Linked DNA regions of Mus musculus: regions 1, 2 and 4 are each linked to region 3. Evidence: chromatin contacts called from ENCODE Hi-C data. All regions are on one chromosome and are shown on one strand. The core of a region is the stretch at or near the end of the contact, and the rest is flanking DNA. Distances in the headings are between cores, read along the strand shown.

The links. Hi-C counts contacts between places; a loop is a spot of excess contacts on that map.
Region 1: a loop to region 3 is called in a map of T-helper 17 cell, with 9 times the contacts of the local background. The contact joins two enhancer-like sites. A Hi-C loop is called at or near these places in 2 of 37 maps with a recorded cell type or tissue (T-helper 1 cell and T-helper 17 cell).
Region 2: a map of T-helper 17 cell shows a loop between it and region 3 (12-fold over the local background). The contact joins two enhancer-like sites. A Hi-C loop is called at or near these places in 2 of 37 maps with a recorded cell type or tissue (T-helper 1 cell and T-helper 17 cell).
Region 4: a map of T-helper 1 cell shows a loop between it and region 3 (15-fold over the local background). The contact joins two enhancer-like sites. A Hi-C loop is called at or near these places in 2 of 37 maps with a recorded cell type or tissue (T-helper 1 cell and T-helper 17 cell).

Annotation. Positions count from the first base shown.
Region 1 is chr12:40,924,654-40,927,654 of GRCm38, reverse strand. No RefSeq gene overlaps it. Among named protein-coding and RNA genes, the nearest start is that of Immp2l, 98 kb to the left of the region's middle. Within about 2 kb of position 1,393, at least 1 of the 3 ENCODE cell types and tissues checked has a DNase peak (open chromatin) inside an H3K27ac peak, as active enhancers do.
Region 2 is chr12:40,015,359-40,018,564 of GRCm38, reverse strand. No RefSeq gene overlaps it. Among named protein-coding and RNA genes, the nearest start is that of Arl4a, 21 kb to the left of the region's middle. Within about 2 kb of position 1,476, at least 3 of the 3 ENCODE cell types and tissues checked have a DNase peak (open chromatin) inside an H3K27ac peak, as active enhancers do.
Region 3 is chr12:98,666,977-98,669,998 of GRCm38, reverse strand. It overlaps Spata7 (spermatogenesis associated 7), which reads right to left. Exons shown (of 11, transcript NM_001289572.1): 10 at 1,110-1,167; 11 at 180-897. The coding sequence ends at 328. Among named protein-coding and RNA genes, the nearest start is that of Spata7, 40 kb to the right of the region's middle. Within about 2 kb of position 1,357, at least 1 of the 3 ENCODE cell types and tissues checked has a DNase peak (open chromatin) inside an H3K27ac peak, as active enhancers do.
Region 4 is chr12:49,948,164-49,951,313 of GRCm38, reverse strand. No RefSeq gene overlaps it. Among named protein-coding and RNA genes, the nearest start is that of Gm40418, 170 kb to the left of the region's middle. Within about 2 kb of position 1,488, at least 1 of the 3 ENCODE cell types and tissues checked has a DNase peak (open chromatin) inside an H3K27ac peak, as active enhancers do.

The sequences.
Region 1 (3,001 bases), core at 144-2,643, about 58 Mb after region 3:
TGCTTCAGTCAAGTCTGATGGTCTTAGGAACACAGGTCCTGATGCAGCACAGGTCAAAGGTTGGAGAGCCCAGATCGCCGCATTTCTGTCATCTCTCAGCCAATGAACTGTGCCTGACTCCACTTCACAGGGCCAGAAGTGTGCCACTTCACTCATTTAAATTTTAACCCCTTCCAGAAACACTCTCAGAAATGTTGCTTTCCCAGAATGCTTGCTTTCCCTGCTAATCTGGGTGTCTCTCAGTCCAGCCAAAGTGACATCTAAAATGAACCATCATCCCTCCTGTACTTTGCTGTGCACTGCCCCAGATGTTGACTACTGTCTCTTCTTCTTCTTGAGGAAATAATACAGATAAGGAATTGGGGGCGGGTATGTTTTTTTTTAATCGAAGACCAAGAAAAGCACAAATCTAAATCATAGCAAATGGACAATCTATAATCATGTGTATGAGCCATGAGAGCTTCTCTCTCTCTCTCTCTCTCTCTCTCTCTCTCTCTCTCTCTCTGTGTGTGTGTGTGTGTGTGTGTGTGTGTGTGTGTGTGTGTGTGTGTGTGTCCCTGTGTGTCTCTGTGTGTTTGTGTGTCTGTATCTGGCTCTCGTAACTTGTCATGGCTTCCATTCTTTTTGTATACTCCATCTGTACCTTTCCTCCCCCAACCATCTCCACCTCATTGCCACATTTCTGTTATTTCTCTTTGGGAGCAGTTCAGTCTTATTGCAGATAACACCCTCAGGGCCTCATCTTCACTCTGAAAGGGATCCTTCACAGCTTGTCTAAGTCAGTGGCAATACTGCCAGCTGTTAAAATAGATTCTTCATCTGGTATCTGAAAAGGTGACATTGGAAGTTCTGTTTCCTACTTGCTCTGTGCATCTGTTTCCCACTTCTTAAAAAAGATCTCCATGGACCAAACTATGGAAGGATTTCCCACAGTGCTTTGTAATTTCATCCTTTTCTGGACTCTATAAGCATTCTCTTCTAAAGAGTACATGTCTTCTTTAATATCTTGCCTTGAAATTCTTATCCCACCAAGGAGATCACTGTGTAAACTTTGTATAATAAGAAACAATTAAAATGTCTATGTAGATTTATAGATAGACTTTTATTTCCAAAAATATTACTGGTTCTGTGGTGAAAAGTTCTCTGCTTGTGTTATGTAAAATATTCTATATCTAGGAAACTAGAAAGCAGAGTCTATATCACATTAGAAAATTGCAGAGACATTAAAGAATAGATGAAAGATGCTTGAATGGGAACATCTCTCAGTAGGTGAGGACCATTGGGATAGCCTCATCTGCAACCACTAACAATTAGTGGGTACATCCCAAAACCATAGTTTAACAAGTATCTCAAAATAACTCTTTTTCTTTGGAACAAAAAGTACATTTTAGAAAAGGACTTGGTGGAGCATTTTACCCAGATGGAGCAATTGGTTTTCAGACATTTAGTTCCCTTTATTTTAAGCAGGGAGACACTACCTTTAAGAGTTTATTGCATACCACTGTTAAAGTGTGCATTGATTCAAATCATTATTCTTCCTTGACACTCTCTGAGGTAGCCATCCTTATCTTTATTTCACCTATGAGACTACCGAGGCTTAAAGAAGTTGATTCTCTCACCCATGATCAAAGGCTGTTGGCACACTCAAGTTTGTCAGATAGGACCTGGCCAGGACTGTTTGGCACATTAAAACACAGCAGCTGTGAGAGCTTCCTGAAGGAGGTGTTTCTTTGTTACGACGTGGGCAAGAGTAAGTAATAGCAGCAAGGGGCAGGGAAGCACACAGGGCTAGGAACGTGGAGCCATATCCCCCAGAGACCTTAGGGACAAATGAAAGGACACTCACTAGATCAGGGAGGGACCTGCAGTCATGAGAGGAACCATATGCTACTGAGCTGGAGTTTTAGGTAGAGGAGAGAAGACACTGCCAAACTACTGCCCAAGGGACCAGAGAATGACAGACTATATTGTTTGAGCAATTTGTCATTGTCATCTGATTTCTTACAAATACCTCCCATTGACACAACCTGAAGGCAGTGGACAGGAAAAAAAAAAACAAAACCCTAGCTGACAGTCCATAAATATGAATCTCCTTGGGCAAAGTGGAAAGAGGGTCTAGAGAAGACATCAGGATGGTTCAGGATTCCAGGTTTCCCTGCAGAACCTGAGTCCTTGACCACCATATCATGCCTTGCAGGTAAACTGATGATCCCCAGAAGACTGGTTCCTCTGTATAAATATGATAGACTGGAAGGAGTAGGAGAGCAGTAGTTATCAAAGTCACACCTTGGGAATTATGTAAAGTAGCTGACACAGAGTATAAGACCCCTGCCTCTTCAGATTGGCTACCACAAGCTTCCCAGTAGATTGTGTGATATTTAGAATGGTAGTATCTGAGTAATGGCGGCTGATAAGACAAGTGTCAGTAACCCAGCAACCCATTATTTGTCTTTGATAAACAGAAGCACTAGGAGTTTACAGTATATTTGTGGAGTCTGGCATCATGAATGGTGTCTTAGTGTCCTAGCTTATAAGAGGCTATTAATAACCCCTGAAAACACATAGATTTTACCTAATGGGGTCCATGGAGATGCTCACTTGAATGGCTGCAAAGACTGCTGATACAATTGAGATTTCATTTACATACTAATTTATTTGTTTGTTTGTTTGTTTGTTTTGAGATAAGATCTATCATTGACCTAGAACCTACCAATAGGCAAGACTGACTGGCCAGTGAGCCCCGGCATCTGTCATCCTACAAACTCGAGGGGAAAGAAAATCAACCCAAATCATCATGGCCAAATTAACTAAAGCAAGCAATTAATTAAAGCAAGCTTTTCTGTTCTTGAATGTGAGCTGCCTCCATGGCAGGCTTCAAGAGGTCAGCATATGATGAGGAAGATAAAGCTTTTATTGTTTAGAGGGAGGTTTGTATTTTTTTAAAAAAGATTTATTTATTTTATTTTATGTATATGAGTACACTGTAGCTGTACAGATGGTT
Region 2 (3,206 bases), core at 227-2,726, about 59 Mb after region 3:
GTCATTGCTATTATGGGAACAACCCAAGTGAAGAAGGATAAAGAAAATATGCTACATAGATGTGATAGAAATGTTTAAAACCATAAAAATGAATGAAATTATATTTGTGAAATATGGATGCAACTAGAGATAATTATGTGTGTTTAGTTTCAGAATGACCAATATTGCGCTTTCAGTTGTGATTCCTAGATTTTATATACTACATAAAACCACGGATGTGCATACAACATGAAACTGAAAGCAAAACTGCCCAGGGGGGAATGATGAGGACAGGAAGATGAGGGAGGAGGGAGATGGAGGAGGGAGAGGGAGGAGGGAGAGGAGGGAGGGAAGGTAGAAGGGATGGTGTTGAACGGGCTGAGCAGAAGTCTGCTCTGCTGTGAAAATGTCCTGTGTGACACAGTGCTGTGTACAATCGGACACACAGTGAAAACAAAGGAGTGTGCCTGTAACCCTAGGCTTGCTGATATTTTAAAGGAAGGCAATCAATACAGTGTTTCTGATTCGTCCTGGTCATTGATTTCCCTGACTATGAATCCTTGGGATTTGAATTCCATACCTCACGGATTTATGAGAGAGCATAAATTTATATAGAATCTTTTTTTTTTACCTTGTTAAAATGTTTCCACACATTCTTTGGAAACAATTATCTAAGTGAAATAATCAGATGTTTAGGTTGCTAATGTCCAACGGAAGGCTAAGGTTTTAGAAACAAAACAATGCCTTGTTAGACATTTCATGTGTTCAAATTAATTGGAGAATTAAAAAGCTATCAGAAGTGACAACAACCCCACCTCTCACACATAATTATGAAAGAGATATAAATATTGTGGACAGTTTGTGAAAAATCCATACCTTTGAGGCTTTTAATTGCAGAAATCAGAGTATTTAGAATAACAGTTTGTAGAATGTACACTTTTTAGAAGCTTAAATTGTGGTGGAAGAATGTGTTAGGGATGTGGTTGTCATTTCTGGTAGCTTTTTAATTCTCCAATTAATTTGTACACATAAAATGTCTAACAAAGCAATATATTGTTTCCAAAACATTAGCCTTCAGTTGGACATTAGCAACCTGAACATCTGATTATTTCGTGATATACAGAAACCTAGCCTGTGTTAAAGAGGACCATGGATTTTTGCAGTCCTGTTAAGAGCAGAGGCTCTGGTGTTGACCATTATTTATAGCAGGCTTCGTATCCCTGTTTGTGACAGATGGGTGGTTTTACTGGAAAGGAGGATTCGGAGATAAAGCAGGAGTCTAGTCAGAGGTGAAGAGGAGGCTCGTGTTCCTCATCTTATCTTCTGTTTAGTGTGAGTGTGTGAGCGTGCGTACGTGTTAGTTGCTGAGAGCCCCTTCCTGTCTGCTGGAACGGAACTGAGAGGGGTGGTGCAGCGTTAGAGGTTCCGAAATCTAAGAGCCACTTTCCTTTCCCACCGCTTTCCGCTGACTCAGTCCAGCAGTGAGCCCCGCAGGACCGAGAGGTCTTTGTGTTCAGATTATTTTACTAGCTACAAACGCCACACCCTTGTAGTACAGACACAGAACACTTTGTCCTTCCAGGAGGTCGGGACTTTGACCACAGCCCTGGGATTTCAAAGCTGCCTCACGGAGGCTTGTCTACTGTGATCTAAAGTGTTGAGCCCAGTGAGGGTCCCGTTATAAAGCAGTTTTACAACTGCTTGCTGCTAGACTCCCACACTAGTGAGGCTATATCTTTAAAACAGCACATAGTCTGTTTTGAAGGGGAAAAGGCCATTGCTCTACACAGGCAGCTGTAAGGAAAGAGTTGGTGTCTGAAAGGAGAGCTGAACTGGAGACTGGGGTGGAGTTGGCACCCAGAGTTTTAGCTTCCTAAACTGGGAGTAGTCACCGTCATTAGGACTTATAATTCTCTTCTCCGGACACTGCAAGGCTTGAAATGGTTATGTACAGTATTCTAAATCCTCTTCAAAGCGAATCTTGGCATTGGACAATATGATACTTCCCTAGTAACTGTATGAAATGGGATCTCTCTCTTCCAAAAGTGTAAATCCAGTAAGAACAGCTAAATTATGTGTACATGTTTATGTCTGAGTATTAGTATGTGCACACCTGAGTGTAGGTATCCACAAAGTCCAGAAGAAGGTATCAGATCCTCTGGAACTGGACATGGGCAGTCACAATGACGCCATTCGCCCCCCCCCCATTAGTGTTAGAACCCCTTAGGTCCCCTGCAAGCGCTGCACACTATAACCACTGAGATACCTCTCCAGCCTTAAAGCTAATGAGCTGAAGGAAAGACATTTACCCTAAGAGCACTGGGCCATGAGCCAACAGTCGTTTATAGGTCACCTTCACGACGCCCAGCTCCCAAACATCTGTCAATCTCAGGCTTCTCTTGGGCACGCACCACTGGCTGTATGAAGCTCGGCAGGGAATGGCTCCCCAGTTTTTGCCAACTGGCTTCTCTCATAGGCTAATCTTGATTGCTTTCTATTGTCTACCCTGCCGCCATAACATCTTCATAAAGGAAGGTCATGAATACTTTGTGTTTTCAAAGCATCCTAGCTGAAGTGAAAAGAAAAAGGAGTTTGGAGTTCATGTCGAGTCTCAGGAGAGGGCAACCGCTCTCTGGCCTGTAAGTACAGGAACTTCACCTTCAAGGTGACCTTAGCAGCCAACAAGTTTGCATGCCTAGAGCAATCTGACCAAATCAGTTATTATCACACATGTAGCCACTGAGCTACACCTCCAGGCCCCTTTTATTTTCATTAAAAAATCCAAACATTTACATTTTTAAAAATTTATATATACTTACAGCTTTGTTTTTATTTCAGATGAAACTTTTTCAGGCCCAGATCAATACAAATATTCATTAAAAAAAAACAAAAACAAAACAAAACAACAACAAAAACTTTAAGCAGCGTAAATCATTTCTTAACCCCAAACTTTGGTCTGGAGACCAAAGAATCTCAGAAATAAAAGGTGATGAAGTAAATAAATAACAGTTGTCAACTCAAAGGGAGTAAGAGACACTTTATTCTGGAACCAAATATAAGAGGCCCTTGCTTGGGAATACAGATTCAGGTTGCTCCAATTACCATGTTCCAATGAGGTAACAATTTTATGAACTTTTTATAGTAACAGAACAAAACCATAAATCAAAATGCTTTTAAAAACATTGGTTTGTACATCAAATAGCCGGATTGCAGCAAAACAAGCCCCT
Region 3 (3,022 bases), core at 108-2,607:
ATCTATGGTGCAAGAAAAGGAATTCTGCTGGCAACTGTAGCATGGAAGCAGTTTCTCCCCCAGTCGAGCCTCCTGATGCCATCACAGCCCTGAATACCACCTGGACTGTAGCTTTTGACCCCATCACTCTGTGTTTCAATTCTTGAACCATAGCAATATGAGAGCAATAATAAATATGTGGTGTTTCAAGACACTAAAATTGTGGTAATTTATTACATAGCATTGAAATTACAGAAATCTTAATATGTAAAAGGGGACAAAAAAAAAGAAGAAAAGTAATATTGAGTTACTGGCCACATGGAGTGTTTATTAATGTAGATCCAGAGGTCAGTCTTCAATGCTCATTCCCATGATTCGTAGAGTCGATAATTCCTTACCATGATTACTGCCACCATTGATGCTGGGGAATGGACCAGATGGGGACAGTGATGTGCTCAGACAACAGAGTTCCCTGGAAGTCTCAGCCCTTTCAAAGTCACTGTCACCTTCAATGACATCCACAGAGGTTTCCTGGTCTATTACACTATCAGAAACACTTGGATTGTTTTCATTCCAGGGTGAGGCTTCATTATCTGTTTCGTCATTGACCTGTTGAATTATAACACCCTCTGAATGCTTGACTTTATGGGCGGGTATTAAAAATTCGCCCGGTAAAGAGAACATCTTGTTTTCGTCCTTCGGCACAGCCGACAGCATGTCCAGGGCCTCCTGGTACTGCTGGCGCTCGTGGTGACTCACTGTTTCTTCATCACTTACAAACTCATTTTCTCTTGAAATCAGAGCCTTTTGAAAATGAAGTTGATTCAACATTCTGAAATGTTTTTGCTTTGCTGGGTCTTCCTCAGATATGCAGCCTAAGTCAACCTTCAGCCCATGCAGCAGGTAGCGCATCTTTCCCTAGAATTGGGGGGAAAGCAATTCTGAGGGTCGTTACATTCGCTACACTATTAAAACTGAACTCTATCTGCAGCGCTGCTAGTCTCATGATCACACTCTCCCAGTCCTGCCCCTTTCCCCTCATAAAAAGCACAAGGCAGAAAGTGCCTATTTTAAATAAAACATATTCTTTTAGAGAATAGAAAAACATTAAATTCCAAAGAAAGACCAACCTCCTCCAAATGATGTTTATTTTTCTTTATATGTCGCTCAAACAGTCGCTCTAGAAACCTACAAATGATAAAGAAAAATATTAGTATCTTAAACTCAGATAACCTACTAAATGTAAAATAGTTACATAACATAAAAACCGACAAAGGCTGCAAAGTAGTTTTCAGATGAATGGTTTTCCCTGTGAAGCTAGAAACAAATCCTTCCTGCTCTGTCACGTGCTCTAACCTGGCAGGCAGCCTGGCTTCTGTTACGCATTTGTTTTTACGTTAGATAACAGACGCCAGTCTATCAGAAGGATTACGTACTACTTATGTTTCTGTGACTGTTTTAGGTGAAGGATAGAACTGCCTGCAAATCTCTCTCCCCATTAGACACACAGACACTAAAAGCTCCCTGCGCCCTTCACCAACCCTACAGAAAATGCTCTCACAGAGCTGTTAACCTTGCTCCTAAAGAATACTCTCCATGGACGCCAAGCCTACAAAACAGCCTCCAAGTGGATGCCAGGGCTTTATGCTAAACATATACAATAGTCTGCCTCCACTCACCCCAGCCACGGTCTCTTATGCAGCCCTGGCATTCAGAGATCTGCCTCCTTGCTGGGATTAAAGGCGTGTGCTACCATGCCTGGCCCTCTCTTCCTGCTAAAGCCAGGGTATGAAGACCAGTGAGAGCCATGGTAAAGGTGAGAGATTACATCTCTAGGATGAGTTTCCTCTCCCCTGAGGTTACAGCCCCTTCAGAAAATTTACCTGAGAAGCAAAGGTCACGATCCCTTCAGAGAAGTGACCAGCTTCAGGGAATACATTCTTTCTACAGCAGGCCCAGTACCACTCTTACTATTCACAAGTCTCCTGGAAACAACTAATTTCCTTGGCCACCATCATTCATACTCGTTAACACATGCAGTAACCCAGGAGGCCTGGGTTGTCCTATCATGTTTAGAGATCCAGAAACTTGTATCCTACTCTACAGCTACTGCTAACATTCTGGAATTGCACACCCGGACATTGTTATATGCTTATATATTTCCTCAAGCTGGGATTAAATAATACATATTATTTTGGTATAAATACACACACACATACACACATTATTTTGGTATAAATACACACACACACACACACACACACACACAAACACACAAACACACGCATTTTCTCATCAACTAGATGAGATCAACTGAAAGGTTGAACACCTTTCAGTGTGAAGAACTCCATCTTGCACCATTTAGTTTCTTTCTCAGTCTGGTTTTATGTTTGGTCTTATGAACCAGTGCTAAATCTTAAAGAGGAAATATAAACATTTAAGGAAACATGTAAATGATATGCAAATTTTGGGGTTGTATTAAAAAACATAAAAGTTACCATTTTAACCCTGTAAAATGTGTAGTCCAGTAGGGTTCCACCTATTGGTGCTGCTGGGAAGTGGCTCTCTAAACTGTTTCACCTTGAAACTTAAAAACTCCTTATGCAGTTCTTAAAAGTTACTAGTTTTGTCTCAACAATAAAAGAACCTCTGGTGGAATCACCATGCCTGACCTCAAGCTGTGCTATAGAGCAACTGTGATTAAAAACTGCATGGTACTGGTACAGCGACAGACAGGTAGATCAATGGAATAGAACTGAAGACCCAGAAATGAATCCACACACCTGTGGTCACTTGATCTTTGACAAGGGAGCTAAAACCATCCAGTGGAAAAAGACAGCATTTTCAATAAATGGTGCTGGCACAACTGGCAGTTATTATGTAGAAGAATGTGAATTGATCCATTCTTATATCCTTGTACAAAGCTCAAGTCTAAGTGGATCAAAGACCTCCACATAAAACCAGAGACACCAAAATTTATAGAGGAGAAAGTGAGGAAAAGCCTCGAAGATATGGGCACTGGGGAAAAATTCCTGAACAGAAC
Region 4 (3,150 bases), core at 239-2,738, about 49 Mb after region 3:
AAGCAGGAACCACATGGAAACAAGAAAAGTCTTCAGTCATTTTTTAAGAATGTGAGTTACATGATGTGGAAGATGAATATTTGAGAGTTTTAAAAAAGAACCTCATTCCTTATCGGGAACACTCGCATGCCACAATCCGTGGCTTGGGAAACCTGTAGTCTGCAGGGCTAGGAAAAAAATCATTTCATTTAAAGAGGCAACTGTACGATCTTCAAGGCGAACACTGCTGAACACTGAGCATTTCCCCTTTAACTTTTTCATCTCAAAATGATAAATTTTGCTAGAAATAAGATTTTAAGGCAAGATATCATGTTATATAGCCCAGCCTGGCTTTGACCTGTTATTCTGTCTTAACACTCCCCACCCCAGGCTATGATTGTCAACATTTGCCACCACAGTCATCATTCAAAGTAATTTCTATGAGGACTCAGTTGTCCCTTCAAGTGTCCCAGCATGTTCTCAACGCCCACTAAATTCTGGATAGATTTACATTTCAAATATGTAGCTTTTCCCCTTTAGGTAGACAGTGGAAGAATCAGAGTGCCTTGTTAAACAAAATGAAGCAGCCACAATTAATAACAAGTAAACTCCACCACATTCAACAGCTTTATTCCAAACAAATGATGACTACACACTCCACCGTTCAAGGGTGACCAAGGGCAAAATAGAACCTCCCTGAGGTCACAGAAAAAGAGAAAGAATATTCACTGAGAAATTAAAACTGAGAATTCTATCTCTTCCAAACTTGTGAAGACTAAATATTGTTCATTTTCATAAAAATTATGGAATTTGGCCCGTAAATAAAATGACAAATTATGAACAGAACTCATTTAAATAACTTGGCCATGAAAAAGAACTTTGGGGAATTTATTTATTCCAAAATTATTTTGAAATTGGGAAAATAATGAGTCCTGGTATATCCCAACTTCATAAATAAATAAATAAATTTGTCTGAGTGTAGATAGCTTGTGAAACAAGCCAAAGCATTGAAAAACAAAGACTCTCTGTATCTAATCTTTATCTTCCATTGTGTTTTTAGATTCTGCAAATAGCATTATGAGACTAATTGGTATATTTATTTCTTTTATTTGAAAAATCAGTTCACTCGCTTGCTTGTCAGTGGCCTTTCAGTCTTCCGTGCTCCATGTCTTTGATATGGTACTTTTCCTTAGATGTCATTCTCAACCCATGTTCATCCCTTGATGGTTAGGCAGCAATAGACTTTACTGAGAAATAGAAACCTGTCAGTGATTGATCTCCTCAAGACCATATTCTCCCTTAACAGAAGCTATGAAGAGGCCCTGTCCAGTGTTGCACTGTTGGTGTTGACTTGTAGAGTGAAATGTTCTGCACACAAGCACAGCAAAATATTTTGGTAAAACGTAATTATCAGAAATTGTGACACTGGACCATTAATTCCCTGTATATTAGAGTGACACTTGACTTGACTCGCCCATTCTCATTCCAGACCCATCTGAAATAGGCAATTCAACTTAATGATGTCACAATATTTGCCAGGCTATAGGTACTGAAGAGAAGACACTGGGCTGTTCTTGCTGTTTGAGATTCCTTTCCTCTCTATACACAACCAGCCCATCTGTCTCACTCATACGGGAAACTTATCTTTGAAACATCACTCTATTATTATCACGGTTGTTCTTTAAAATTTGCTTCTTAACTTTAGATTGTGTTTTGGAAACCAGGTTTTCAAAGCTCCCAGATCTTGTTGGCCAATTTAAAATGTTGATAGTAATATACCCTGGAAGAAGCTCATATCAATAAAGAACTCAAAAGCACTATATTCCCATTCAGTTACTGGAGGATAACCTCTCTGTGAAATACAGATTGCCTACTTTTTAAAAGAAAAAAATCACAACAAAGAATTCCACCCCTCCCAACCTCTAATATTTTTCAAAGTGTGAATTGAAGAGGACTTAGAGACAGATGGGTCTGGATGATCAAGTTACCTGTTATAGCAGCACATCTGCCGGGGCAGTCAATCACTGTGATGGCTCTGACAGGTCGATGGAGCCAGAGCAAGAGTGGCTAATGCAGACAGAACGGCTGGGGAAGCACAGGCCTCCTGCTTGTCTCCTGGGTTTGACTGGTCTGAAACCCGTACTTGAATTTGCTCTGGTTAAAAAAATCTGTCTATTGTGCAATGATATTAGATGAGAGATTTGGGATCCCACGTTTTTTGAAAAGCCAACATATTGAACACATATGATAGGGGATGATTTGGTTAGCAATTCCAAGCTGTCAGTCAATATTTGGTCTTACTTGGGGGATGTGGTAGAAAGTATGGGCAAAAAAAGAATAGAAAGGAAAGAGGTAGAAATTAATTTCCAATCTTCATTTTCTCCAAAAATGTCAAAAGAAGAAAGACATAAAACACTCGTTCTGCGATGCCTAATTTTGAGAGCTCAGTACAATAAAAATTAGCATTGAATAGAACAAAGGCAATTCTTAGAATGTCAAGAAGCAAAATTATTAAAATTTAGGTAGGCCTGATTCTTTACTTTCTCTGTATACATGATACTTTCTTCTGCTTTTCAATCATAAAGAGAGTGTTTATCAAGTCTAACAGATCCAAATATTTGGTAATAGTACAAACAACATATGAAACAAGCAACTAAGATTTCTCAAACAATTGAAAATACATGTTTCTATTAAGTAAAGAACTACTTGCATTCATGCATAATACATTTGCAGAAATGAAGATGTTGGAAGACAATGGAGGTCTTGATATTTCTTATTTCTTCCAATGACTTAATTCATCAGTTGTTGAAATCACCTGGATATAAAGTATTACCTTCCAAGTCCTAAATCTCAAATAGATACCTCAAAGCTAGGGATTTGCAAGAACTACAGCAAGTTAAATGTGCAGTTAGTGCCATTGATGTATTTATGTGTACATATCTACTTATAATATGTACATATGTCTTGTATTGGTGACTAGAAATATGTATTTATATGTTTAGAGTTAGAATACATATATTTCTTTGAGAAATAACAAAATATTCTATAAGTGAAACATTATTATTATCCCACTGCAGAACTACAGTGAGCAAACATTTTTGAAAAGAGGGCAAGATGTTAATACATGCAGAACTGCTGTTAGTAGCGATTTTCTCCACAATGCTAAACTGA